Linked DNA regions of Mus musculus: all the other regions are linked to region 7. Evidence: chromatin loops called from intact Hi-C (ENCODE). Cell type or tissue: left cerebral cortex. All regions are shown on one strand.

What was found. A loop is a pair of places that touch in the nucleus more often than their neighbours do. Peaks named below come from ENCODE experiments on the same cell type or tissue, not always from the same donor. Only the 100,000 strongest peaks of a DNase experiment are listed, where the experiment ranks them.
Region 1: a loop joins it to region 7, with 2.3 times the contacts of the local background. A loop is called at or near these places in 2 of 42 quality-filtered maps.
Region 2: it touches region 7 in a loop (6-fold over the local background); 10 of 42 quality-filtered maps call a loop at or near these places.
Region 3: it touches region 7 in a loop (2.0-fold over the local background); 3 of 42 quality-filtered maps call a loop at or near these places.
Region 4: a loop joins it to region 7, with 2.4 times the contacts of the local background. A loop is called at or near these places in 2 of 42 quality-filtered maps.
Region 5: a loop joins it to region 7, with 4 times the contacts of the local background. A loop is called at or near these places in 18 of 42 quality-filtered maps.
Region 6: a loop joins it to region 7, with 2.3 times the contacts of the local background. A loop is called at or near these places in 4 of 42 quality-filtered maps.

Annotation. Positions count from the first base shown.
Region 1 is chr10:7,881,580-7,885,579 of GRCm38, reverse strand. No RefSeq gene overlaps it. Among named protein-coding and RNA genes, the nearest start is that of Gm24726, 35 kb to the right of the region's middle. In left cerebral cortex, a CTCF peak has its summit at 1,864 (motif pointing left); a DNase peak (open chromatin) is centred at 1,855.
Region 2 is chr10:8,240,992-8,244,991 of GRCm38, reverse strand. The region is part of intron 7 of Ust (uronyl-2-sulfotransferase); the gene reads left to right. The region is part of intron 2 of 4930573G07Rik (a long non-coding RNA gene); the gene reads right to left. Among named protein-coding and RNA genes, the nearest start is that of 4930573G07Rik, 34 kb to the right of the region's middle. In left cerebral cortex, a CTCF peak has its summit at 2,450; a DNase peak (open chromatin) is centred at 2,435.
Region 3 is chr10:8,445,091-8,449,090 of GRCm38, reverse strand. All of the region lies in intron 1 of Ust (uronyl-2-sulfotransferase), which reads left to right. Among named protein-coding and RNA genes, the nearest start is that of Ust, 72 kb to the left of the region's middle. In left cerebral cortex, no CTCF peak of the experiment used is centred here; DNase peaks (open chromatin) are centred at 435 and 1,922.
Region 4 is chr10:7,808,079-7,812,078 of GRCm38, reverse strand. Ppil4 (peptidylprolyl isomerase (cyclophilin)-like 4) reads right to left here. Exons shown (of 13, transcript NM_026141.3): 11 at 1,621-1,717. Among named protein-coding and RNA genes, the nearest start is that of Ppil4, 17 kb to the right of the region's middle. In left cerebral cortex, a CTCF peak has its summit at 1,918 (motif pointing left); a DNase peak (open chromatin) is centred at 1,919.
Region 5 is chr10:8,321,680-8,325,679 of GRCm38, reverse strand. The region is part of intron 3 of Ust (uronyl-2-sulfotransferase); the gene reads left to right. Among named protein-coding and RNA genes, the nearest start is that of 4930573G07Rik, 110 kb to the right of the region's middle. In left cerebral cortex, a CTCF peak has its summit at 2,285 (motif pointing left); a DNase peak (open chromatin) is centred at 2,293.
Region 6 is chr10:8,426,063-8,430,062 of GRCm38, reverse strand. All of the region lies in intron 1 of Ust (uronyl-2-sulfotransferase), which reads left to right. Among named protein-coding and RNA genes, the nearest start is that of Ust, 91 kb to the left of the region's middle. In left cerebral cortex, no CTCF peak of the experiment used is centred here; DNase peaks (open chromatin) are centred at 550, 771 and 2,198; H3K27ac peaks cover 623 bases.
Region 7 is chr10:8,517,002-8,521,001 of GRCm38, reverse strand. Ust (uronyl-2-sulfotransferase) reads left to right here and starts at 2,177. Exons shown (of 8, transcript NM_177387.3): 1 at 2,177-2,852. The coding sequence starts at 2,603. In left cerebral cortex, a CTCF peak has its summit at 1,862; DNase peaks (open chromatin) are centred at 1,879, 2,176, 2,710 and 2,961; H3K4me3 peaks cover 2,313 bases; H3K27ac peaks cover 1,049 bases.

The sequences.
Region 1 (4,000 bases), 640 kb after region 7:
CTAGGGGCAGCAACGCGCTCCACTTACAGTTTTATCCTTTATAATCTGCTGAGGAAGTAATGGGGGAAATTCAGCAAGCACGCTTGGGAGTGGGCACGGCAGTTAAGGCTAAGATGGCCACTGGGGTTTTTGTTTGAGGGGTTTGTTTTTACTTTTTTGTTTTTGGCTTTTTTCATCGATTATTACAAATACAATATGGTTAGAACTCCATTTTTCCCATGCAGAGACAGAAATTTACTTAGTTTGTTGCGCACTTATTTAGTTCCCCTTCTTTAGGCCAGGATATTTAGAGACATAAAAATATCTTGGCCTAAAACTTTCTGGAATTCACCCAAGATAAATTGTTAGATATAAGCAAAGTAACTCATATTTTATGTCCTCTGATGCTATTGCCAAAGTACTTAGTAACAAGCAAGCTTCCTTGTTACTAGATATCCACCTTCCCAGCTCCTCATTAGCAAGAATGTAGCAAAAAACAAACCCCAAACCACCATTAGCACAGCACCAGTACACAAGAAAAAAAAATTTAAATTTAGTTTTAAAAAATTGTGTATATCAGTTTCTTGACCAGGGGAGTCCTCCCAGCCTGGCTGCTGTGCTCCCTGAAGACTCCTCCCTACAAGCCTGCACAGCTCCTTCAAATTCCAGCCCCAACTCTCTTGTTCTCCCTGCCTCACTCACTCTGTTTCCAACTGTCTTGACGGAATGGGCTTGGTATCACCCAAAGAAGAAACCCCTTTAGAGAACGGAGGCCTGGATGAAGCTGGCGAGCGGCCCCAAGCTGTACAACAGGGTTGCTTCATTTCTTGATTGAGACAAAACACAAATCCCCTTTGTTAGGTTCATTTGACATTTATTTATTTGTTGCATGGCACAGTGTGTGTGGAAGCCAAAGATTCATGAGTTGGTTCTCGCCTTCTACCATTTGAATTTTGAGGATGAAAATCAGGTCTTCCAGCTTGGTGGCTCACACCTTGCGAATGGAAGCCATCTTGCTGTCTGTAGTATTTCTTTCATATTCAAATGCATGGATTTTTTTTTGTTTTGTTTTAGGAAAGAAATGGTAGGAATGTAAATGTGTGCTGTGTGTGTGTGTGTGTGTGTGTGTGTGCGCGCGCGCGCGCGCGTGCGCGTGTACCTGTAGATACACAGATGGGGAAGGCGTAATTTCCCTTAGGAAAGGAGCAGGAAACTGACTAGGAGTGGTTGATCCTGATACCCAATACATGACAGAAAGGCCTGAGGCGCCTTCTCAATGACAAGGCCAGTGTCTGCATCAGTGACTTTTTATATTTCTCTGGGAAATCTACAGTATTGAGTTATAGTTCCCAAGACAGAAAAACAAACCATAAAGAGGAGACAAGATTAGTCTCAACAATGATGAACTGAGCTCTGGAATCCAAGATTTAGTCAAACAAAAATCAATGTATGAGCAATAAACAGTGAAAGCATATGAAGGAAAAAAAAACATGTTTATAATAATGATATGAACGATAGTAATGAAAAACTGCAAGGCATCCAAGAGTAGTTCAATTACAATGTGTATCAATATCTGTTTAGAGAAAATTATAATTATTACTGAACTCAAGCGTGAGCGATATTAAGATTCCATTCAAGCACATAACTATATTCTCTGGAGTTTTCTATATGCTTAAAGTTTGAGTTAGGATATAAAATGAAAATGAATTTAATTTGCCTTTCTAGTTATCCATGGTATCCGTGCTGTTATTATATCTGATAAGTGGTAAATGTGCCTTTACTTACCATGTTCTATCATCAACTGTTGTCCGATCAAGTGTTCCCTGGAGCCAAGGTTGCAGAAAGTGTGGCACCCAGGTAAACGAGCCATGCTGCAACAGCGACACCTAGTGGTCACAATAGTGACATTCCACCTCCTTGCCCCAGCCATAACTGTAGAGGCTAGGAGAAATGGTCTTTTCATATGATCTTTTTGAATTGTAAGTTTTCTAATACATATGTAGTAGTTTCTCGTTAACATTTTGTCAGGAACTAAGAATATTGAGCATCTTTTCAAATGCATGGCCACACACAGAGTTTTACCTTTTTGTTTTGTTTACTACGATGGGCGGGAACTGCATGCCACCACCTGCTTGCGGAGATGGAAAGACAATTTTAAGGAGTCAATATCTCCTTCCACTTTTATGTGTGTTCCGGGTACTGAACTCAGGTCACCCGGCTTCCACGGCAAGGGCCTTTTACCTGATGAGCAATCCCACCAGCTTCATATCTTTTTAAAAGCTTTTTGTTATTGTGTATATATGTGTGCCTGTGTGGGTTTACACATCACAGGGCATTGGAAACCCAGAACCTTGAGTTATAGGCAGATGTGGGTCACCTGACAGTGCGGGGACTGAACTCCGGTGCCTTGCAAGAGCAGCAAGGGCTCCTAACCACTGAGCGATCTCCCTTCAGTATTTTCTTAAATAAAGCTATGTATCCATGTTTTCATTAGTTTAGTGGTTGGTTTCTAGGGGTTCTCGGTGTATTCTGTACATGTGTCCTCTTACGAATACAGAGGATAAAAAATTTTCCCATTTGTGGCTTGACTTGTTCTCTCCACACTGCCTTCCAGAGAGCAGGTCAGGTTACCACATTTTGTGTGCTAGATCATGCTGTTGGTACTGTGACTTAAAGTCTTTAACTCATGGTCTCATCTTGGGCCATTCTTTCTGTTTAAATGATGCCATTTTAGTATAATATTAAATTGTTGCTATGGTACAGGCTGTAGCTGTACCTTCATCATTTGAGCACAATATTGCTTTTTTTAGATCTCATTTTTTATTAAACTAATAAAATTTATTTTAAAATATACAACTCAGTATTGACATTTTAAGTCATCAAAATAATTTATAATAGTTAAATACCTCTTAAATATAAATGATATCTTCTGAAGCTAAAAGTAGTATGCACTCAACGAGTTTTTAAAATCTATTTGGAATATAAAACATGATAGTAGAAAAAAATCTCTTATGAAGTCCTCTAAGGAAGGAAATTTTGGAGCCAGTCCCACAACACCCAGAGGAAGCTCCATTCCCAGAATCATAGGATCAGAGGTGAGGAGAACACAACATCTGCCCAACACCAGGAGTAACTGGGAGCAGCAGGACTCAGGCGCCCAGGAACTCCACCCCACCAGAGACACAGATCCTTCCAGTCTGGGCTGGTGCCCTCAGCAGACCTTAAGTGCAAACTCTGAAGCCAGTCCCACAACAACCAGAGGAAGCTCCACTCCCAGGCACTCTAACACACCCAGGTCCACAGAATGACAGGATCATGGGATTCCAGGAGCTTGGTCCCACCAAGATCTCAGGGTCCTAGAGGCAGCTTTACTCCCAGGAGCTCTGACAAGCCCAGGATCTCAGGATCACAGGATCCCAGACTCACAGGATCACAGAGACAGCTGAACTCTGAGGAGTTCTGACACAACCAGGATCACAGGCAGGACAGGTTCCAGTCAGATATAGCCACGGCAGGTAGCACTAGAGATAGCCAGATGGTGAGGCAAGCGTAAGAACATAAGCAACAGAAACCAAGGTTACTTGGCATCATCAGAATACAATTCCCTCACGATAGCAAGTCCTGGATACACCATCACACCGGAAAAGCAAGATTCTAATTGAAAATCACTTCTCATGGTGGTGATAGAGGACTTAAAGAGGGACATAAATAACTCCCTTAAAGAAATGCAGGAGAACACACGTAAACACCTAGAAGCCCTTAAAGAGGAAACACAAAAAATTCCTTAAAGAATTACAGGAAAACACAATCAAACAAACAGGTGAAGTAAATGAACAAAACCATCCAAGATCTAAAATGGAAATAGAAACAATAAAGAAATCACAAAGGGAGACAACTCTGGAGATAGAAAACCTAGGAAAGAGATCAGAAGTCATAGACAGAACAAACACCAACAGAATACAAAAGATAGAAGAGAGAAACTCAGGTGCAGAAGATACCATAGGAAACATTAACACTACAG
Region 2 (4,000 bases), 280 kb after region 7:
ATTTATCTGCATGTAAGAATGTGCCTGAAAACCTAAAGGTGAGCCCTGCTGAGAGCCTTCCTATCAGAAAATCGGTTTGAAGAGCTAGACGTATAATGAGTCTTCAATAGCTGGGCTTTGGAAGTAGAGCTCCCTCTGTCCTTCTGATAACAGACACATGCAGGAGTTTACCGAGTCTATTGAATGGGAAGGGTGTCAGCATGGTGCTGTGTCTGATGACTGCTCTGTGAGACACTGTGAGCCTCCCTCTCTTTGTGCAGCCCTAGAGAGGGTTTACCCTACATTAGAGTCGTAAAGGAAGACTTCAGGCATTCTTATGTGGACCCGTCCTCTGTCTGTCTGTCTTGGCTCTCTCTCTTCCTCTCCTCCCTCTTCCTCCCCCACCCTCTCTTTGTAAGTGAAGGAAAGACAGGAGAAAGAGAGGAGGTGGGGATAAAGAGCTGACTGAATCTTGGTGACACATATTTATCCAGACATCTGTTAAATGGCAAGATATGAAGCCATTTACATCTGTTTTTAAGCTGGACAGTAGTAGCGCACACCTTTAATCCCAGCACTTGGGAGGCAGAGGCAGGCGGTTTTCTGAGTTCGAGGTGAGCCTGGTCTACAGAGTGAGTTCCAGGACAGCCAAGACTACAACACTGTCTCGAAAAACAAAAAAACAAAACATCTGTTTTTAAACACATATAAGCCTCCAATGACAAGTGTATCCAAAGGGGCATGCACCTAGCTGCTGCTTGAATTAACTTTCTATTTTCTTCAGCTAAATGGATGGCATCTCTGAAACGGTGGGCCTTGACCCCACGATCTGTAAGCACACTCACTAAAGTAGAGGAGACCTGTGAAGATTGGGTCACCCTTAGCTCTTTGACCTACAGCTACCGTCTTCCCACCAGTAAATTAAAACTCTTTCCCTTTTGATTTTGGCAGTAACGATGTGGTAAAGTCCTCAGGAGGAGTCAGGGACATCTGGTATTCCTGTGTAGTAGGATGAAAAGCTTCCAGAAGCCTGGTGCAGCTGCTCCATGGGGTTACGTGGTGTGGTACATCGAATCTGTTTTCAGGATGCATCTGGGGTGCCCTAGCTCTTTTCCAAGAGCAAAGTGATAAAAAAAAAAAAAAAGAATAATTCCTGGCACAGAAGGGGTTCCCAAGACCCCTGCTGTCTGTTCTAAACTCAGTTACTGAGTAGAGATTGTGGCAATACAATTTATGACCCCAGATTAGCTCTCTGCTGATGTGAAGTGTGTGCATGCATGACCAAATGAACTTCGGACGGAGAGTTCAGCAACTTCTGTGTACTGTGGTGGCTTGGCATTGTCTTCTGCTATTCCCTTACAATGACGCCGAAGGCCAAGGGAGCAAACGGTTCCTCTGTCCTAATAGTCTCCGCGTCCCCCAAGGTAGAGGATGTGGGTTAAGCAGAAACTCCTGACCAACCTCTTGTTCTATTTAGACTTCTGCAGACACAACGTGCAATATTGCTCTGTCACCATGATGCATTGGTGGGTTAAAGGTCAGACAGGTGAAAGGGCGTGTAGCGCTCTTCTACCTGTCCACACCAGAATGCCTTGTTCTCGTGGACGGCACACTAGAATCCTGAAGCTTCCCCGTATGCAAGAATTCTAGGGCTGATAGCGCAATTCGCTGGTCGAGCTCTTTCCTAGCAGGCCTACAGCCTGGCTATGATCCCCAGATCCTACAGTCACACTATTCGCGTTGCCTCAGCTGTCTGCAAGCAAGAAGAGAAAGAGCCAGTGGTCAGCCCTCCTCTCTTTACTCAGTCTGGGACACCACCCCACAGGATGGTAGCGGCCACCAGGAGATGGTTTTCTCTCCTCCATTGAACCTTCCAGGAAGCACCTTCAGAAAACACCCAAACGTATATTTTCATGATGACCCAATTCAATCAGGTTTACAATGAGATCATCACACACCCCTTCTTCTTTCTGCTAAATCCCCATGATCTTTACTTTTTACCCCTGCCCCCTTTGAAAGAAAAACAGAAGCCAACCTAGAGAAGTCTATAGTCCCTCTGTACGAAGCCCCTTACGATGAAGGGAAGAGAAAGACCGCGGTATTTCTGAGCCATGAATTTTAATGTGTCTGTGTCTCCTTTCCTCAGCTCCCAAGCCCTGAAATGTTGGTTCAGTGGGAGAGCATTTGCCTACGATGCTCACAGTGCTGAGTGTGATCGCCAGTGCCACCAAAGCAAGCAAGCAAGCAAACCTAGCATACTGTGAGCTGACAGAAATTTCTCAGGCCTCATTTTGCATGCTAAGTTGCAGGGATTGATGGTAACAGCTAAAATAAATAAGCAAGTTAATTTAAAAACAAAGAGCACCTGACTATATGTAATAGAAGCAGTTCTGGCGGGACCAGTAACTGAGTTAGTCTTGTTCAATAGTAACCAAGTTAGTATTGTTCAATAGCGCCACCTAGCTGGTGGACGGAACTGTGTGGCCTGGTGAAACCCATAACTTTCCTTCTTCAAAAGCTTGAGAACTCACGTGTCCTCTCCTTTTACCTTGTGTTTGAAATGCTTTCCATTACTAGAATTACTTCAGTATTCATCTTCTTGTTTCCATTGTAATTATAAGCCCTGGGGCATGATGGGAAACTCAGTAGGCATTCAGGGGAGGCTTGGGGAACACAGTTGGCAGCCATCAAAATAAATTCCAAACCATCTACTCAAGTACTAACCTCGCAAACTAAGTCCATTTACAAGGGGCTGTTTTAGAAAATATGTTCGCACGTTTTACAGGTAAGGATGACAAAGGACACGTCAAATGTTGTGCCAGCTAGATTTTTTGCTTGTTCATTGTCTATAAGTGACCGCTAGACCCCCACCCCACCCCTCAAGGTCTTTGATCAGTATTACAGTGTTTGTGAGTTAATTTGCATTGCAGTATTCAAATGAGAGCATTTGCTAGAAGTAACAGATGCATAAAAGAAAATTTTTAAATGGTGTACCACACCATTTAAAGTCTAGTTTTTACCAATCTAGAAATTAAAGAAAAAAAAATCCAACAGAATTAAAACAAATACTGAATGAATGCTTGGTTTCTATATAACCAAAGTCATTCTTGAAGTCTGGAGAGATGGCTCAGTAGTTAAGAGCACTGAGTGCTCTTCCAGAGGTTCAGAGTTCAAGTCCCAGCAACTACACGGTGGTGTACAACCATCTGTGATGGGATCCGATGCCCTCTTCTGGTGTGTACTTATAAAATAAATGAATAATAATTATTTTTTAAAAGTCATTCTTATGAAAGAGTGCTAACCTGAGCCAGGAAGCTCTCCTGGCATATTCTCTGCCCTGGGTCAGATGTGTAGCCTGAACAGTGACATTCTTACTGTGTGACCTTCAGGGTTTGTCTCGCTGAGATCTAAGGTCTCATGCGGTGTGCTTTTGAGCTCCTTGTTCAGCCCCCAGTTCCCACAGTCCTCTCGTAGTCCTGGGTAGTCCACAGTGCCTTTTGTGTGGTGATGGAGATCATCCATCTGTATCTGCAGCCTAGAGAGGGCTCACTGTCCAGAATTCTATCTTCCTTGGGGCTGCTGCTACCAGGGTGATCAAGGCAAAGATCTCCCTGCTGGTCATTTCTAGTCTTCATTCTCCATGCCATCTGTGTTTATCGTGGTGGTTAACTAAAGGTTGTCAGAAGGCATGGTCACTTATTAGCAGTATGGCCATGGCAAGGTACCCACCTGAAGCCTCAGCCTTCCCCGTCTGTATAATGTGCATAAATGTTACCTATCTTAAAGGGGCAGAATCCATAGTCCTTAAGATATATTGAGCATTCAGTGATGAGCTATCATCAGGCATAGCTGTGAAAAAACATGACTTTAGATTTCGCTGTAATCTCTATAGCCAGAAAAGGAGGGAAGCGTGAAGGAAGGCAGAAGATGAGGTGTGTGTGTGTGTGTGTGTGTGTGTGAGAGAGAGAGAGAGAGAGAGAGAGAGAGAGAGAGAGAGAGAGAGAGAGGTGGGACGAGCAAA
Region 3 (4,000 bases), 72 kb after region 7:
CAGCATTGTGTGTGTGTGTGTGTGTGTGTGTGTGTGTGAGAGAGAGAGAGAGAGAGAGAGAGAGAGAGAGAGAGAGAGAGAGAGAGAGAGAGAGAGAGCTCCTCCAGCACCATGCCTGCCTGAATGCTACCATGCTTTCCGCCACAATGACATAGATACCATGAACAAATGCAACACACACATGCATACTTAAATTAAGTTTGGTATTATAAGAGTTAACTGGGAAGCTTGTAAGCAGACATATTTCTATACTCTACTCCTTAAGGGCCTGAAATAGAAAATGGGACTTGGAGCCAAGGAATATGAATGAACAGTCCTCAAACATGCTGGTAGGTTTCAATGTTCCGTCCCACATGGATTTCTCTGTCAGAACCCTGGTTCCCGTGTGTGTTTCTGGTTTTGTTTTTTGCTAAATGAAGGCTAGCTTTCACTAGACACCAAAGCCAAGAAATACTCAAATTGAACTGAATAAACTACAGCCTTCAGGCCAAATCCTGGTTTGCTGTTGTAAATAAAGTTTTATTGGAACATAGCCATGCCCTTGGTTCATTATAGAAATGTGGTTTCTGTCATGTTTCAGTGGCAAAGTTGACTGGCAGGGCAGGATGAAAGGCTCACAAAGCCAAAAAAGATTTGCTCTTTGACCCTTTAAAGAAGGCTGCCATCACCTGTTAAAGGATACATTGCACATTTAAACACCCAAAGATGTCACCAGATTTACATCAGTTCCCTTGAGAACACTTAAGATATTCCCCGAGAAGACATGATCTTCAGAAAAGCAGTTAGAAGCATGCTTCTCATAGGCACAAAACTGTTCCAAAAAAATCAAGAATGTAAGTTCAAAATAGAAGAGTAAAATGAAGAAATAGAGAGCCTGGAGTAGAAAATGTGTCTTAGGCCGCTGAACTAATTTATTTTGTTTATCCAGCTTCGGTGGCACCTGCGATGAGTGACAGTTTTGGTGTGTACTTAAGTCCTGTTCTGATCTCACTTTTCAGTGGGAGTAGATTAGTGCTGGACATCGTGTAGAAAAGGCAGGCCCTTCACTGAGAGAACTGTATCCCCAACTCTCTATCCTCAACTCACAGGGTGAGAGACGGAGCTCCTGGCTTTGATAATTAAGCTGGCAAAGCAAATTTGGTTCCAGTGTTTTAATGAGCTCGTGTGGGTGGCCAACAAATTGCAGGTTCAGACATAAATGTTTCGAACGTGGGTGGCTGGCTTTTAACCCTGAGGGCAAATTTCTGTGATTGTAAGGAAGGTTTAGGCTTGTAGCCAAACTCAAAAGAGTTGTTGCCAGATATTAAGAAAAATGGGAGCTATTCTAAGGGGTGTTGCATTACTTGAGGACAAGATTGTGTTGTTCCAAGTATGACTGGCACAATAATTAAATATCATCTGAGTGCCCTCAAGCTACGTATTTGTCATAATTCATACTGTGTTGTTCTACTTGGACTTTATACATAATATCTCAGAAAATGTGGGGAGACTCTGAGGGAAATGGAGTTGGCTGTCACTTCCTTACCTTTGAAGGTTTTAAGTGCTGTTTTATACTCCTTTATGCCTTATGTAATGCTTCATAGCCTGTGGTTTTCTAGGTTGGGAACAATTAAATTTTGAGGGTTTTAGGTTTCGTTTGGTTTGATTTTGTATTATTATTATTAAGATCTCTATCGAAAGAAGTGAGTTTGGGTTTGAGAAGTGAAGGGTTAATGCTTACAGAATTTTTACTGGCATCATAGGAGGTTGTTTTGAAGCAGACCCCCTTCTGCGTTCTGCAGGGGACCTTCATGCCACGGAAGTGGGACTTGGAGTACATCTTCAAAAGGATAAAGTAGATTTCAACAGAAGCTGCTTTTCAGCCAGAAGAGCAGGGTGGATTCTAAGGATGATCCTGTAAACAGAGATAATGAGATTCTAAGCAAGTGCAGTTGAAATGTTAAAAGAGACTGTAAAAATACTTCTGTGGGCTCCTGATTTATTCTCTCTCACTGCTCAGGAGAACCAAATATAAACCAGCATAATATTCATTGTGCAGTTACCGTGGGGTCAGGAACAAGGCCCCGTTAGCTCATTCTCCTTCCATTTGTAAAAGCAATCAAAACTGATTCCAATTGGACTGGAAAATCTATTGACTCAGAGGGAGAAAGTTAATGGGAAGCTCTTCTATTCCTCCTCTGTTTACATAGTGAAAGTTCACATAGGCTCTGTCAGGTTCCTGGGAAGGGTATGGAGGTTGCGCCTCACGCATGGGAGGCTTTAAGTTAAAACTTGGACCATGTCTTTCACCTGTTGTATTTTTAAGCGCTGGAAGTGATGTTCATGTCCTATCCTTCGTTAGTTCTCCTCACCTTCTCTCTTTGGCCTCTGCCGATGAGTCTTGACAGGACCAGTCCCGGACACGCGGAAAACTGTGGACTTCTTCCTTTCTACCATTGAGGGACTTATTTCCTAGCATTTGACTATAAAATACATGTTTGTTTTCTTTCTTTCTGGTTTATTTATTCAATATAGAATAATTGATTCTTACTTATTTTCATGAACTATAATACAATTTTATCATTTTATTTATCTACCTATTCATTCATTCATTCATTCATTCACTCATTCATTCATTCATTCATCCACTTGTTCACTCACTCATTCATTCATCCACTTGTTCACTCACTCATTCATCCATCCACTTATTCATTCATTTACTCATCCACTCATTCACTCACTCATTCCTTATCCATTCATTCATTTGTGTGTGCAGACGATGTATGTGTTGTATGGGCTGTACATGCCATGATTGGAGTATTGGAGGTCAAAAAACAACTTTGTGGAGTTAGTTCTCTTCTTTCACCTTTATGTGGGTCCTGTGAGAGTTGAACTCAGGTCATTAGGCCTGCATGGCTGTGCCTTTACCTGTTGAACTATCTCACTAGACCAAAATTGTCAAAACTTTGACTATTCAAGCTTGTTTTTTAAAAATTTAACTTCTTCTCCTTTCCTTCCTTCTCCTCTTCCTCCTCCTCCTCCTCCTCCTCCTTCTTCCTACCACTAGTGTGTGTGTGTGTGTGTGTGTGAGTGTGTGTGTGTGTGTGTGTGTGTCGCTCACGCACGTGGAAGTGAGGGCATGCACATGCTACCATTCCCATGTCTGAGAACAACTTTTGCAAGTCCAACTTTTGGGGTCCCAGGCTAGTTTGCTCTGCACTATAATACAATTTTATCATTTTATTTATCTACCTGGCCGAGCCATTCTCATGTGGCCTTGGTATCCATTTTGATGCACAGCGTTTCTCAGATTTGGCCCCTGAGAATCAGATCGGTCTTTGGATCAAGCTTTTGTTCTTTGGACCTGCTTCTGTTACACTTTGAAACTTTCAGATACTCCAGACGTATTCAGATACTCCAGACATATTCAGATACTCCAGACATATCTTGCAATTCTCTCTTGTGAAACTGGCTCTAAGAACTTTACATTCTTTTCAGTCCAGGTGGGTAATATTTACAAAACAAGATCTGGGCACTAGGAATGCATGTTACCTCTAGAAGGCCATTGTGTCTTTGACTTATAAGTAGATAAATAGAAGAAAAAAATATAATATATATTTATATAATAAATAGAAAAATATAGTAACACATTTTTATTTATCTATATATTTATATATTCACATGTATACACACATACACACATACACATACACATACACATACACATACACATACACATACACATACACATACACATACACATACATATACATATAATATATATGCACACACATACCCTGATGGATTTATCAGTCTGCTAAAAACTCTTTCCTGGGACTGGGAGATGACTAAGCTGGTAAAATCCTTTGGATATACAAAGAGCCATAATAAAGCAGCCAGGTGCAGTGGCACAAGGTTATAATCTGAGCATTTGGAACTCAGAGACAGGAGGATTCCTATGTCTCCTCTGGTTAGCCATCCTAGTCCAATGGGAGAACTTCAGGTCAGTGGGAAACCTCGT
Region 4 (4,000 bases), 710 kb after region 7:
CGAGGCCAGCCTGGTCTACAGAGTGAGTTCCAGGACAGCCAAGGCTACACAGAGAAACCCTGTCTCGAAAAACCAAAAAAAAAAAAAAAAAAAGTGCTATTGTAGTTGAATCTGGGACTGAAGTCAACATGGCCATGTTCTTTAGGCCCAGAATGTAATGTCTGTCTTTATACACATACCCATAGTTTTCTGAATGATGAGGAAAAAAACAGTCCCAAGGGCTGGGGTATACCTCAATTAGTAGAGTAGTTGCCCAACATTCATTAAAACACTTTAATGCTACAAACTTAAAATTAATATAGTGAATTCCTTAAAATCAGAAGGCCTCTGTAAGCATCTTGACTTTATGCCCTTCGCTTCCTTGATTTGTCCTGTCCTTTCTAAGTGGTTAGGCCAAACTTACCTTCGATATGAAGGTAACATTTGCACATGCTCATCTATGCCTTTTGTGACTGTAAGCTTTAATCACATGCCTTCTAATGGCCTTTGTTAAAGTCCAGACTCAGCATGCTGGCTTGGCTGCCTGGAAAGCCTTAGGGTGATGCTGTCAGCACCCTTCAGACACATCCCAATACTTTGTGCAGCACAGACAGGCAACACACTTTAAATAAAGCACGACTATCTAAAGGCCAACCTGATACTCAACCTCCTTGATGAATACTTGGAGAAGACATGCCTATGTAACACAAAAGAGAGAACCTCTTTTCATCAACAGAAACTAGAAAACAAAGACACCTTTTACCAAAGATGATCACCAAAGAAATGACCTTTGCAATGTGTGGAGTGATAGATTTATAATGGGAAATCAGTCATAGTTGAGCAAACAGAAATGATGTAAGGCGAGCAGTATGCTTCATGGCTTTTTTCCTTGTCGCAACTTGGAAGAACCTGAATTGCATGGTCCAGTCTATAAATTTCTTTTAGATCCTATAAATGTCAACTCTTGTACTGAACTGGAAGGAGCCCTAGACAAAAATTTAGCAAAAAGATTTAGCAAATCCTTGTTGTTAAATGGCAATGTATTATACAGAAGAAAAAAAATCTAATCGTGTGACAGAGAACTACAAGATTTTGTTATCTAAATAAGGAAATTAAATAAAAGGGAATAAATATCAGGGGCTGGAGAGATGGCTCAGAGGTTAAGAGCACTGGCTACTCTTCCAGAGGTCCTGAGTAAAATTCCCAGCAATGACATGGTGGCTCACAACCATCTACAGTAGATCTGGTGCCCTCTTCTGTTACACCAGCATACATGTGGGCAGAACGTTGTAAATAGAGTAAATAAATAAAATCTTTAAAAAAGAGAGAGAGAGAGAATGAATAACACAAGGATATTCAATAGAAAGGAACTTAAAACATTAGTATATATAAAAGTAACACATTTACTTTTGAAGATCATTGAGAACAGTGGGTAAGTAAGTAAGGTATTTATTGTAAGAGTGGGAGATAAAATATTTAGGCCTAAGGTTTCTTTCAACTCTAACTTTCTTCATAATACATGGTATACTGAAAAAGTCAAGTCTATGGGAAACACTGACCAGCTGTGACAACAAAATGTCCCCCTCACAAATGACCTACAGAGGGGAGGCCAGCCAAGCATACGGTTCTTATAAAGGATACTCCTGTTTGGGCTTTACTTTTTCTTTCAGAACCAAATTGGCTGGTTTATCCTGTTCCTTTTCATACTCCTTGAAATCACTCTTGGTATATTTCCCACCTGTTTATTAAAAGAAATAAAAGAATTAGCATCCTATAATGGTACACTAACAATTTTATAAAACACAAAGGACTACTTATGAAAGCACACAGTGGGAGGTAGGGAAGGTGAGGAAGGCCTTAAACCCAAAGCCTGTCTCTGCTGTTACTCTGGTTCAAAGTGCATGTCCAGTTTTCTTTAGTTATATGCTGCCACCTAGTGACCTGGGTGAATATTACAACATCCAACTGAAAAAAACACTGTTCAAGCAAAGCCACCAAGTCCATGAACTCTACTGCATCAGCCAGCAGCTAACACTACTCCAAAGCAGACACCACCCACCACCAATAGGACTGTGATTATAACACGTAAAAAACACATCAAGAGGCTGGTCTGGGAAAGGGTATGGGCCTGGTAAGACTGGCGAGCCAAGCTGGGACAGGTTTCTCCTTCCACCACAAGAGAAGCCAACTCAGAGAGAAACAAAGCCTTGTTCCAACTGTGAACAAAAAAGCTCTCCTCATGAAACAGAGAAAGTTCAACTCCCTCTAAGCCGTGGGTTGGAAAGGAATGATTGATAAGTGAGAGCACTGAGGTGAGGCGCTGGTTCAGACTGCAGGGTGCACTGAACAAGTTTCCTCTGCAACACGGCCTCTGGCGAGGAAAGGCTGCTGTGAATGAACACTGTGGAGAAAGAACATCCCTCACAGACCAGGTATTTCTCTCTCTAGATTTTTTACAGACCTTAATAAAAAATATTGAAAAAAAATCAATACAGCCTACTACTTATTACCAAACAGCCCTGTTTATTTCTTATTTTGAAAGTGCAGTAAAGTCATGGGCAACAAACCATAAATGGTACAGAAAAGGTAATCGTGTGGCTGTAGTGACGGCTCCATGGTTAAGAACGAGGTCTTGCAGAGGACCTGGGTTCGCCTCCAAGTACCCATAACCATCTGTAACTCCAGTTCTAGGGGATCTAATGCTCTGGTCTCTGCTGGGACCAGGCATACACATGGTACACATACATATAGAGAAATAAAATATTCAGACACATAAAATAAGAGTGAATCTTTAAAATAAGAAAAACCAGTAATCTTAATTTTTCTGGTAAAATTTAGCATTACATGTGAATAACTACCAAGGGAAACCTTTTTTCTGTTGTTATTTTGTTGTTGTTTTTCTGAGACAGGGTCTTAACTATATAGCCAACTAGCCTGGAAGTGGCTATATAAAGAAAGCTGGCCTTCAACTCACAGAGATATGCCTGCCACTGCCTTCCCCATGCACAACCCTAAGTGAAGCCTTTTTAAAGCATTGTAAAATGATCTTTTTAAACTCAGCTAGAAATGCAGTTCAATGACAGGACGCGTTCAGCATCTGGGAGACCACTATTCTCAATCCTTAGCATACACACACGCACACACACAGTTAACAAGATACAAAGTTCATGACTAGCGTGGGGAGTTAACACTTACAGTCTCAGCACTCAGGAGGATATTAAGTTTGAGACCAAGCTAGACTCCATAGGAAAACTGTCTCACAGCCATTGAAGAACATTGAGCTCCATAGAGACAGCGGACAGGCACTGGGCAACTGCCTCACGGAGGAAAATCAACTAAACATGGGCAAAGGAGATCCTAAGAAGCTGAGAGGCCAAATGTCCTCAAATGCATTCTTTGTGCAAACATGCTGGGAGGAGCACAAGAAGAAGCACTCGGATGCTTCTGTCAACTTCTCAGAGTTCTCCAAGAAGTGCTCAGAGAGGTGGAAGACCATGTCTGCTAAAGAAAAGGGGAAATTTGAAGATATGGCAAAGGCTGGCAAGGCTCATTATGGAAGAGAAATGAAAACTTACACCGCCCAGCCCCAAAGGGAAGACCAAAAAGAAGTTCAAAGACCCCAATACACCCACGAGGCCTCCTCCAGCCTTCTTCTTGTTCTGTTCTGAGTACTGCCCCAAAATCAAAGGCGAGCATCCTGGCTTATCCACTGGTGATGTTGCAAAGACACTAGGAGCAATGTGGAACAACACTGCAGCGGATGACAAGCAGCCCTATGAGAAGAAGGCTGCCAAGATGAAGGAGAAGTACAAGAAGGATATTGCTGCCTACAGAGCTAAAGGAAAACCTGATGCAGCAAAAAGGGGGGTGGTCAAGGCTGAAAAGAGCAGGAAAAAGAAGGAAGAAGAAGATGAGGAGGATGAAGAGGACAATGAAGAGAGGGAAGAGGAAGATGAAGATGAAGAAGAAAAAGATGATGAATAAGTTGGTTCTAGTGCATAATGTTCTAGCATATAAGAGA
Region 5 (4,000 bases), 200 kb after region 7:
AGTGTGACTGTGTGTATGCACGTGTGTAAATTCTGTGGGATCCAAAGCACAGCCATGACATATAAAAATTCCCCGATCAACTAAGCCTGGGAAAGTCTAGGAGAAGCTGGGGTTTACATGTGTGTGTGTGTTGGGGTTTACATGTGTGTGTGTCCTGACGACTCTGAGAGTGTATATGTGTGTGTTTGCATGTTCACCTGCATACATCTGTGTTTACGCATGTGCTGATGAGCTTGTGTGTGAGTGTGTGTGTGTTAGCATACTCACGTGTGTGTCCATGTGTGTGTATGTGCTGGTTGGTGACTGTGTGTGTCTATTTGCATGTTCACATGTATGTATGTATGTATGTATGTGCTTAAATGTATGCATGTGCTGAAGGCCGTTTGTGTGTGTGTGTGTGTGTGTAGGCCAGAGCTTGTCACTGGCCATCTTCCTCCATATTCTTTACTTTATCTGCTGAAGATGGGATTCTCACTAAACTCAGAGTTTCCCAGTTCACCAGCTTGCTCTGGAAATCACGCCTTGTCTTCACCCCCTGAGGCCTAGGACTACAGACAGATTGCCAGGCCTGCCCCATTTATGAGGGATAGGGCTCTAAATTCTAGTCCTCATGCCAATACATCAAGCACATTACTATGTATGTATGTATGTATGTATGTATGTATGTATGTATGTATCATCTATCTATCCATTAGTCTCTTTCTACATACACATGCATATATACATTATTTATATTACATATACATACATATGTGCACATATATTTTAAACCCCAGCTTCTCCTAGACTTTCCCAGGCTTAGTTGATCGGGGACTTTTATGTGTGTCATGGCTGCGCTTTGGATCCCACAGAATTTACACATCATAATTTGGGAAGTGCTAGCCCAGTCTACGCCCTTTCACCCATCACATCAGAAAAGGTTATTTCCCTGTAAGCTTCACATCTGCTCTGACTCTGTCCAGTAGCCATTCAAATGACCTAAACCTTGGAAATCATTCAGAGGGTGGGGTCAATGGCAGTCTTGTGCCCGAGTGCTTCAGACTGCATTAAACTCTTAGTGCAGGGTGGCAGGGCACGGTATTATCCTACACTGTGTCAGACTGCCCTGCAGCTTGGCTCTCAGACGACATCCAAGTCTAAGTTCTGGGTATAAAGCAACAGAGCTTAAAACACAATCATAACCGTGGTTCTTCTGGAAAGTTCTTGGGGCCACAGAGATCCTTCTGGGGCGTCCTCCTGCTTGGTCCTCTGCCTCCTGTTCAATCAGCCGATCCTTCTGCCGCTAGTGGTGGGTGCTGAGCACCAGGCGCGACGTTCACTGCCCATGCAGCTGACTTCTGAACCTGACACAAATATACATAAATCAAGAAAATCTAGAATTAGACATAAAAGCAAATTGGGGTCAGATCCTGGTTAAGTTTGAATTGGTAAGCGTACGAGTTAAAGTTGTATTCAGTGGTTAGAGGACAGCCACTCAAAACAGGACTTACGCCAGGCATGAGAGCCTTCTGGAGAGCAGGTCGCCTTCTGTGCTCCCAGGCCTTACTGTAGAAACAGAGGTATGTAAGGACTTGCCTAGGCATGTGCATATCTGAGGACCCACTCCCGAGGGTGACCATATCACAGAACCCACTCACTTCATGAAGGATGGACATTAAAATAAAATAAATCCTCCAAGCAATGAAATTCTGTCACCTGAAACTCTAAAGTCTCAGACTGCTTTCTGAAGTTTTTACTTTTGCTTTGAAACAAGCCCTCCTCAGTATGTAGCCCAGGCTGGCTTTGAACTCATGACTTTCCTGCCTCAGCCTCCCAGGTACACTGGGAGGATAGCATGTATATAATCATGTCATATCAGATGCCTTTCCTGTGCTTGTGGCCTTCTGCGTGTTCTTCCAACAACTTTCTCCCAGAAACTGTTTGGAAAGGCTGACAGCATAACCCTCAAGGCTTCCTGCCATGAAGACAGACAGTGTCATTCCAGAGTTGGCTTGGAGCAGCACTGGCCAAATGCCAGTGGACGCTGTCCTTCAATCCAACTTGTCTGGGATCAAGCCAGATCAGTTCATGGAATGGGCTCTACATCATCTTGGGTCCTGAAAACAAAACCAGAGTCCTCTAATGCAAACCCAGAGGGAAGAAAAGAGGACAAAAGAGAGAGACCATATAAGCCAGGGAGAAGGGAACTCTCCTCTCCTAGGGTTTGAATTGTATCCATTAATTTTCAGTATCTAGCCCAGACACAGCCCCTTTGCCACGCTCATGTTACTGCTCCCCCTGGTGGACTTCTTCTTAACTGCAGGCACATGCTTTTTCTGGTGGGGCCTTCCCTGTACCCCCAGAAGGAGGAAGGTAGCCTGAGACCTTCATTCACCCTTCTCAACCTCTAAGGTTGAGAAAGGACCTGCAGTTCCCCCTCTGGGCAGTTTGCCTTTGCTTTGATATGTTAGTAAGCACACATCCTTCTTTTGATTTAAGATGCCCTGCAAAATTATAGGGCCTCTAATTGCTCCTGAGTGACACAAGAGTTCAGACCAAGGTAGGGCACGATATCCTTCCTGTTGACAAGCTGACAACCATTTCCTGAACATGTCAGGAGCAAAGACATCTTCAGAGGGGCAGATAAAAGTCTGTGCTCTCCCATCCTGCCATGGAGAGAGGAGGGAGCAAATTGTTAGAAAAGGCTTCCTAGCATCACCTTTGTGTAGTGAGCGTGCTTGATTCTTGCCTTTTCCTTCCTCTTTTAACCCCAGTTTAGTCCATCAACATAAATTTAACTTGTTCCCTTAGATGAATTTTAAGCCATACCTACCCTTTTCCTACGTATTTAAAATCCATTCTTGTTCATGGTAACATATACTGTTTTCCCACCCTAGAAATCTTAGAAAATATTCTTTCTATCCTTATTAGTCTCTGTCTCTTCTCTCTGTGTGCATGCACACACACACACGTGTGCATGTGTGTTCCTAGAAAAGATGAGGTCCTATACAAGCCAGCCATGCCCTCTGCCACTGAGCCACACACTAAGATCCATGCTTGTATTTCTCCACGTTTTTCATCCATCAGCTGTTCAGCACATCCTAAGAGACATAAAACATTTATTTTTCGCTAGACTCTCTCCATTCTCCAGAATGTGCCGACCAGTCCCTTGTTTCCATTTTAAAAGTTCATGGATAGATAATTGTCTGAGAAGGGTGACTTGACTGCCACTCTGGGATGAAGAGAAGGACTGGAGGGTTTGAATCCTGGCACAGTCTATCGGATCATCAAGATTTTACAAAATCTATGTACTCTGGGGCTGGAGAGAGGGCATGATGGTTGAATACACACTGCTCTTACAGAGAGCCCAAGTTGTGTTTCTGGCATCCATGTTTGACAGCTCCAGGACACCTGAGGCATCTCTCCTCTGGCACCTGCTCTGTATAACCCACGGGATGTGCATAACTCATTAATATAGCCCATGCATGTGCTCACAAATGATTTAAAACAAGATTAACCTTTAAATAAACCTGTATCCCCTTTCTGTGCCCTGAGCTCTTCATTTCAAAGAATGAGTAATAATTCTTGACTCTTGGAGTATTAAATGGTAACAGGTAACTCCTGCTATGGTATATAACACACCCCTCTCCCCACTCAGAAAAATGCCTTTGCTTGGCTCGGATATTACAAAGGGACTGCTGTGAAGAGTGTATAGACCAGTGTAGTCCAGGAAAGGTTAGATTCATTGTCTGCGTGATAGACAGTTGTGTCTTCAGTTAGTCATGGGTTTCTTGATATGAAGCAAGCATTACTAAAGGGGTATCTCCATTCCATAAACACTCCTGGGGCACAGATTCTCTGCGGACATCTGGGGGGGGGGGGCTTAAGTAAGCCCAGCCTCAGTCCTCCTGTAACTCAGTCAAAGTCAAAAAGGAGAACACAGTCTCTGTCACAGTGCATCGTCAAGAGGGGTGTCCCCAAACCTCCTGAGATGAAAAGCTGAGGAAGATCAAAGAAGCAT
Region 6 (4,000 bases), 91 kb after region 7:
TAAACCTTAATTCTTTTGCTGTTTCTCTGTGTTTAGAGAAACAGTCACATAGCCACACACAGGTTTCTGCTATAACCATCTTTAGATAGCCATGATTGTAGCATCTAGCTGCTAAAGAGAACTTAACAAAGATCGTGGTCTGGGAATCTTGTGCTTCAAATAAGAAGGGCTTGAAGGGGATGCAGGGCTACTCCTGACTTTGTTTAGGAGGATAGGTACAGCAATGTGAGGGAGTAGAGGACCGGACAAGCAGGGAAGGCTGGGGTCATTTTTTCCCCCTGACTGGTCATCATTTCACCTGTGGAGGTTATGTAAGGCATATTAAACCACTTGCTACTTCTTGTTGCTGGAGTGTGGGATATGTTTAAAGCATGTCATTTCCTCAGTGTGGGTCTGTTTGCACCCAATCTAAACTCCTTGTTTTGGAGACAGCAGATCCAGTATGGCCCTCAGCTGTGTATTTCAAGAGGTTTTTTATAACAGGGTTGGTCTGTGGCACTCCTGGGGAGTAGCGCTTGGCGGGCTTACAAAACCGCTCTGTTGCAGCGATGACATACTTTGTGTGGTTCTGGAAGCTAAATAAAACACGGGAAAGAGATAGTAAATAAAATAAAGAGCACACCTATGTAATTATTGCCAGAAGCGAACATGTGAAACCCTAAATTTGACTGTGGTGCAGGCACCTGAAGATTTATGAGAATAGACATTGTTCCCAGATTAAATTGTCAGGAAAGCAGCAGCTACCAAACGTCTTCTTTAGATAAAATAGTTTTTTAAATGTTCTGTTCACTGGGGAAGCAGAGAGCAGATGGCCACTGAGCTGATCCCACCAGCCTTCATGGGACATTGTAGAAGCAGCTGGGCTATTCAGCGTTGCTTATTTTCTGCTAGGAGACTGGCTCTCTCTGTCTCTTTGTCTCTTTGTCTCTCTGTCTTGGTCTCTCTCTCTCTTTCTCTCTCTGTCTGTCTCTCTGTCTTTCTCTGTTTCTCTGTCTCTGTCCTCCTTCTCTCTGTGTGTATGTGTGGGTGTGTATATATGTGTGTGTGTGTGTGTGTGTGTGTGTGTGTGTGTGTATGTATGCAAGTGCACACAGCCACGTGCAGCCATGCTTATGCATGTGTGCATGTTTGTTCGTGCACGTGTGTTCATGCCCATGGAGGTCAGAGGTCGACATTGTCTTCCTCTCTTGTAATCTCCATGGCGTTTGTTTGTTTGTTTGTTTGTTTGAGACAGACACCAACCTGGAGCTTGCATTTATTTATTTATTTATTTATTTATTTATTCATCCATCTATTTGAGACAGTGTTTCTCACCAACCTGGGGCTCAGTGACTTCCTGGCTGGCAAGCAGATGCAGGGGTTCTCCTGTGCTTGTCTCTTTCCCCCCAGTTCTCAGGAGACAGTGCATCATGCCTGCTGGGTATCTGAACTCAGGTCTTCTTGTTTGCCTGTCAGGCAGTTCCCCCACTGAACTGGATTTTACGATGTGGTGGCTTTGTGACTTTACAACAATGGACTGTTTACATGCTAACAGTTCTAGTTTCAGACTCTTACCCAAGCCTGTGGTTCAGGTCTTTGGCTTTTCCCGTGGCCATTTCTGTGAGCTCAGGGTTTTCCCACTTACTTACTGTTTTGTCTCTTGGTAGATGCGTTCAGGTGGGTTATCAGGGCTAACCTTGACGACTACTTCTTTGGGAGTTTTGCAACTAAGAAAACTGAGGCTGTAGGTGAGATAATTTTCAGAAGGCCACATGAACACCAGATGTCGACTCCATCCCCATCTCTGTCCACCTAAAACCACGCCACCTCATTAGTCTGCCCTACCAGCCACCATCCAGTGCCAGTGGGCCAAGCCAGTCCTGGCACTTCTGTAACTTTGGCTAGCTTTTCCAGTTAGATGAATTGAACTGTGCATCTAACATGACCCATATATCCATGGCTTCTTCCATTTAGAGAACACAGCACAGTGTTCTCTGCATAATGCACATCGGTGAATTTCTGCCTTAGGTTCCTTGAGCTCCATGAACAGATGAGAAAGCAGGTGCAAAGGTCAGTGGTCTTTACCCTTCTCTCCACCTGGTGAGAATCCTATTCTGGAGGCTTGCTTAGACTTTCTCCAACCCATCTGTTCATTCACGTGCTTTCCCATTTGTGTGAGACTAAACGCTGTGCACACACTCATGCCTTTTTATTTTTAGCGAGAAGGACAACCAACCACTCATTCTGTGTGTACCGTGTCAAGCACCGGGCTTGATATCCTGCGGAGCTTGTCTCTTTTCAGTTTTGTTTTTAACAGCTTGGAATGCAGTTCTGAGATAGAACACTCGCCTAGAATGAACATGGCCTTGGAGTCCGTTTTCAGTACCGCACATGCTTGCAAAATAGTTGTTAGCTGTTCAAGTAAATAAAGATAGAATCCTTTAGCTCTCACAGCGGCCCTGGGAAAGGCCCCTTTGTCCTGTGTTATAAGGGGGGGGGGGGTGAAACTCAGCAGGAAGAAGCCACTTGCTCCAGTCACAGTAGATAGGGTTTAAAAACATACTAGGACCCTGCCTCTAATGGATTCCTGAGGCTGTCGACTCGTTTTATTGTACTGAATTTTATTTTTATTTTTCCTCCCCCTCCCTGGCCCCCATTGCTCAGGATTTTACCTAGAACCTTGTTCATGCTGGTCAAGTACTCCATCACTAAGATCTGTCTTCTGGAGATGTTTTTGTTTTGTTTTGTTTCACTTTGCTTTGCTGTTGTTGTTTTAATACTCAAGTTGAGGCGAAACTTACACTGAGTGAGTGCACATACCATCCATGTACCGTTTGATGAGATCTGATAAATACACACATTCACGTCACCCTCCATCCAGCCATCAGCATCTATTGGCCAAGAAGTTTCTTCCTATTCCTTTTCCTATTGGCCCAGCCACCCAGAATTAGCTCTCAGGGCTCCTGAACATCATAGAAGTCTAGAGTATGCATGCATGCCTCTCCCTTCATTTACCCTTCATACTGTTTCTAAAGGGGTGATATCTGCCACACTTCAGGCTCGTTGATTTTCATTTCTCGACCAGCATCCCCTTTCATGAACATGTGTCTGCTCACTCTCCTGCCGATAACACTTCGGTTGCTTCTCTTCCGGGGCCATCATGAACAAGAGCGATGTGAGTGTTTGTGTGCCTGAGAGGGTTTTTGGTTTTGTTTCTTTGCGTTTTGATTTTTTCTTCTTTTGAGAACACATGTCTTCATTTTCTTTGTGTAAATACATCCCTATCTGTTCACCAATGGGATCATGGAGTGGAAGCATGTACCACTTCCTAAGGAACTCCAGTTTTCCAAACTATCTGTCTGTACTGGCTAGTTTTGTGTCAACTTGACACAGCTGGAGTTATCACAGAGAATGGAGTTTCAGTTGAGGAAATGCCTCCATGAGATCCAGCTGTAAGGCATTTTCTCAATTAGTGATCAAGGGGGAAAGGCCCCTTGAGGGTGGGACCATCTCTGGGCTGGTAGTCTTGGTTCTATAAGAAAGCAGGCTGAGCAAGCCAGGGGAGGCAAGCCAGTAAAGAACATCCCTCCATGGCCTCTGCATCAGCTCCTGCTTCCTGACCTGCTTGAGTTCCAGTCCTGACTTCCTTGGTGATAAACAGCAGTATGGAAGTGTAAGCCGAATAAACCCTTTCCTCCCCAACTTGCTTCTTGGTCATGATGTTTGTGCAGGAATAGAAACCCTGACTAAGACACTGTCCATTTTCCCACTCCCACTAATGTGTGAGTCTTGTAATTCATATTTCTGCCAGCATTTGGGACCGTTGCTTATTTTAATTTTCATCGTTCCTTTTCACGTGGCTTTTCCCACTTAACAGTGAGCCTTCTAAGATTAGCTCAATGTCTGGCATAGTCAATCTGACATATATAAAAGTATTGTTTTGAGAATGGTTGTCAGGTTTCTAACAGTGAAACTCTAGAACAGTGATTCTCAACCTGTTGGTTGAAACCCCTTTGGAGAC
Region 7 (4,000 bases):
GTGGCCAGGAGAATGCAGGGCAGGGCAGTTTGTGCCCGTGCAGGAGTGACTCTGAGAGTGTAGCTGTGTGTGGTGCTGCCCACCTCATAACTCTCGGCTTGTGTCGTCTTCACCTATGGTCGAACTTGTGGACGAGGAAGTTCATATTCAGGTGGTGGGTAAGCCACGTTTGCTCAGTTTGAGCTCCTGTTGCTGTGAGAAATAACTTGACCACAGGCAACTTTAGGGAGGGAGGGGTTAGTCGGCTTATAATTCAAAATCACATTTCCTCATTGAAGGAGCTCAAGAGAGGAACTTGAAGACAGGGCTATTTGCTATTCCATATGGTACTAACCCTGACCACTGACCTCACTTCCTAGCCAAAGAAGTGTGACTGGACCTATGGAGAATTTTGTTTGCTGGCTCATGCTCTTTTAGACGGTCCAGAACCATCTGCCTAGGGAGTCGTGTGCTTCACAGTGGGCTGGGCCCTCCCACATTAAATAACAACGGGGCAGTCCTCCACAGGTATTCCCATAGGCTGATCCAGTGTAGGCAAGTCTTTAATTGACATTCTATCCCGTGATTCTAGGTTGTGACATGTGACTTTTAAAACTAACCATCATGCATTCTGTCCTCTAATTGTGAATTCTTGCTCCCAGGATCCCATTTCTCAATTTTCTGTGGAATAATCTCTGGATGGATAATGTTTTAAAAGTTTTCAGGAGAACAGTCGTGGAGCTATGAGGCTCTTAACTGCCCCACATCTCCTGATTACTGGACTATTTAGAATGATTTGGGGATCAGAGTTGAGAGGCATCGGAATTGTGTGGCCTGAGCTAAATGCTGTTTTCTAATCCCAGGGAAACCATGAAGAAATCTGCCCAGTGTCATGCTGCAGTGGTTAATATATCTGTCTTGTTCACAGTCCTACCTACCTGCTTATGTCACTAAATGTCACTTCTGTTTCCAACTTAACTCAGCTTGGAAAAGAAAAACATTATTGGAGAACTGTCTCCAACAGATTGTTTTTTTGCTCCTGTCTGGGGAGCATTTTCTTGATTGCTAATTGATGTAGGGGGGCCAGGCCACAGCAGGCAGAGAGCCGTTCCTAAGCAGGTGGCCCTGGACAGTACAAGAAAGACGGCGGAAGGTGAACCTAGAACCCGCGTAAGCACATTTCTCCAGTTTCTGCTCCAGTTCCTGTCTCTAGGTTCCTCCTGCCTCACCTTCCCTCCACAATGGACTGTAACTGGTAAGCCAAACAAATTCTTTTTTTCCTCCATGTTATTTTGGGTCATGATGTTTATCACAGCAACAGAAAAACAATCTAGGACACTGGAATCACAATGTAACTCTTAGGCCATATCACTTGTGTATCTGGTGATTTGTAAAAACAAAAACGATTAAGTGTGTTTGATAGAGCAGCCCTGTTCTCGGATAGGTCTCTGGGAAGCTCCGTGGGCTCTTTCAGTTCTAGAAACTTCCCAGCGGTGGGAAGAGAGATGGTGAAACAGGTCTGTGAAGGCACAGAGCCTTCTCCTTTTATATCTGCTGTAAGGTCTTCCTCCAGTCAGTGGAGTACCCTTGTTTTCAGTGGAGTGCTTGTAAGACGAGGGAGGGCAAGAAAAAAGCGCCCTCTGATTCTGAGCCAAGGGCGTGAGCTATGCCTGGCTCTGCCGAAACCACCCACCTCTTGCCTTTTACCGTCCCGGCTAGGTCTTGAACCCATATCCCAGCACATTTTATATCGGCTTTTGGTAGGTGGGTCGCTTGGGATATAGAAAGAGAATCAAGTTCCCCAAATGAAAAGACAAACGTAGTCAAATCCTCCAAGGCGACTGTTTACGAGAGGGAAGTCAGCGGGCCCCAAGAGGTCGCTGGTAGCGCAGGAACCGAGACCAGATTGTAGAGAATGGAGGAGGAAAAAAAAAAAATCCACGCACCCAAAAACTTTCTTCCTTGTTGCTGATCCTCGGCCCCCTCCTCCCTCCCTGCCCGCCCCAGCAGAAGCCGTAATGTGACACCGAGTCCAGCGTCGAGCCCAGGGTTGGAGAGGGAAGGGAGGGCCGGGGAGGGAGGAGAGCGGGCCGTCTCGCGCCAGAGAGAAAGGGGAGGGGAGGAGAGGCGAGGAGGGAGGGAAGCCCCTGTCAAGGAGGTGGAGCGAGAGGGTGGTGTCCGCCTCCCGATCCTCCCTGCCTTGAGCTAGCCGAGCCTGAACTGGGACCAAACACACCGCCCGCGACCCACACAAAGCCCGGGGGGTCCACGCTGGCGCTGGAGGCGAGCCGGGAGCGAGCCCGGGGCGCGGCGGGACTTGGGGCGCAGGGCTGCTACGGGACGCGGGGCTGCTAGCAGGACGCGCGACCAGGCGTGGGTTGCGATCGCCACCCCCACGGCGGGGCCCGGGACATTTTGGGCCCTTTGGGGCCGCAGCGAGCGGTGGGGACCAAGACGAGCAGAGTACCCTGAGCCCGGCAACTTCGGCCCCTCCCCGCCCCCACCCGGCTGCCCTCAGCGCGTCCCTCTCCATGTGCAGACAGCCGGCTAGGCGCTCCGGCTGGCGGCGGATGGGTGACCTCTTCCTGGCCGGGGCGGGCTGTTCGAGGCGGCGGAGCCGGCGATGAAGAAGAAGCAGCAGCAGCATCCCGGCGGCGGCACGGATCCCTGGCCCCATGGGGCCCCTGTGGGGGGCGCCCCTCCGTGCCTGGGCAGCTGCAAGCGCCGGATCCCGCTGCTGCCTTTCCTGCGCTTCTCCCTCCGGGACTACGGTTTCTGCATGGCTACCCTGCTGGTCTTCTGCCTGGGCTCCCTCTTCTACCAGCTCAGCGGGGGACCCCCTCGCTTCCTGCTCGACCTGCGGCAGTATTTGGGTAGGGAAGGGCTGCGCCAGCCCCGCAAAGTTGGGCACTCGGGGAAAGGGTGATAAGCGGGGAACATCTAAAGCTGTCACGGCCACCACGGTCCCCGAGGCTCCCCAGGTGGGATGCCACTGAGCATCCCTCAGTGAGGCAGCTGGGAGCGCCTGCTTCCTACAGTACTCTGGGCTGCCCGCAGCGACGGGGGACTCCGGGCAGGTGTCCCAAGCCCGGACACCACGTACCTGTCCCCGAATCGCCACTCCAACTGGGGCAGAATAGACATGTGCATGTTTGTGAATATTTGTGTGTATGCTGGCCTGGCGGTGCGTGCACAGTCCTCTCTAGGATGTGGTTAACAACTTACAATCCTGTCCCGTCTGGCTTTTCCCTTCTGAGTTGTGTGGGCTGGTTTAACCCCGCTTTCCAGTCACTTTTAGATATTCTATCCACTGGGTCCCCCGTTTGTGAGTTGGCCCAGGTGATTCCAGTCTTTCCCTAGGTTGGTTTGTTCCTTGGCAGCACCTGCGCACCCCGCGGACTGCAGCGAGAGTGCGGGAGAAATTGGGGCTGTTTCTAGGTGCCAGTCAACTGTGCCGCCTTCGAAATTCCGCCCCGTATGTGTCTTAAGTCAACTTTTTTTTTTTTCTTTTTGGTTCGTGGCTGAAAAAGGAAGAGGTTGGAACCCAAGAAAACAGATTTCAGTGAGGTATGACCTCGCTGCTCTCTCATCCATGATTCTGAGTGCCAAGGCTTGGCCAGCACTCGCTCAGGTCCCAGGGATGATGCTGGCTCCTGTGCCTTGGCTGAGGGAGGGTGTAAATTCCTTGACTTCTGTGGCCAGGAGAGGTCGTGCGGGGGTTGTCTCTGAGGTGGTTTGAGTGGAAGAACCTACCGTGGTCATCTGCAGGTCCAGAGTCAGTTCAGGTGGAGACTCCATCAAAGTGCTGGGACCAGAATGGGCTGCCCAAGACTCATACAGTTACCTCAAAGGTCCCTTCCCTTTTGGTTCGTGGCTGAAAAAGAAAGAGGTCTCACAGAAGTCTCAGGTCTAGTAACAGCAGGCCTGTTTGGAAGGAAAAACAAGAAAACCACAAAACCACACCAACAAAGGGTGTTTGGGAGTAGTGTAAACTGATAAAATTGCATTGCTTCCAGGGACA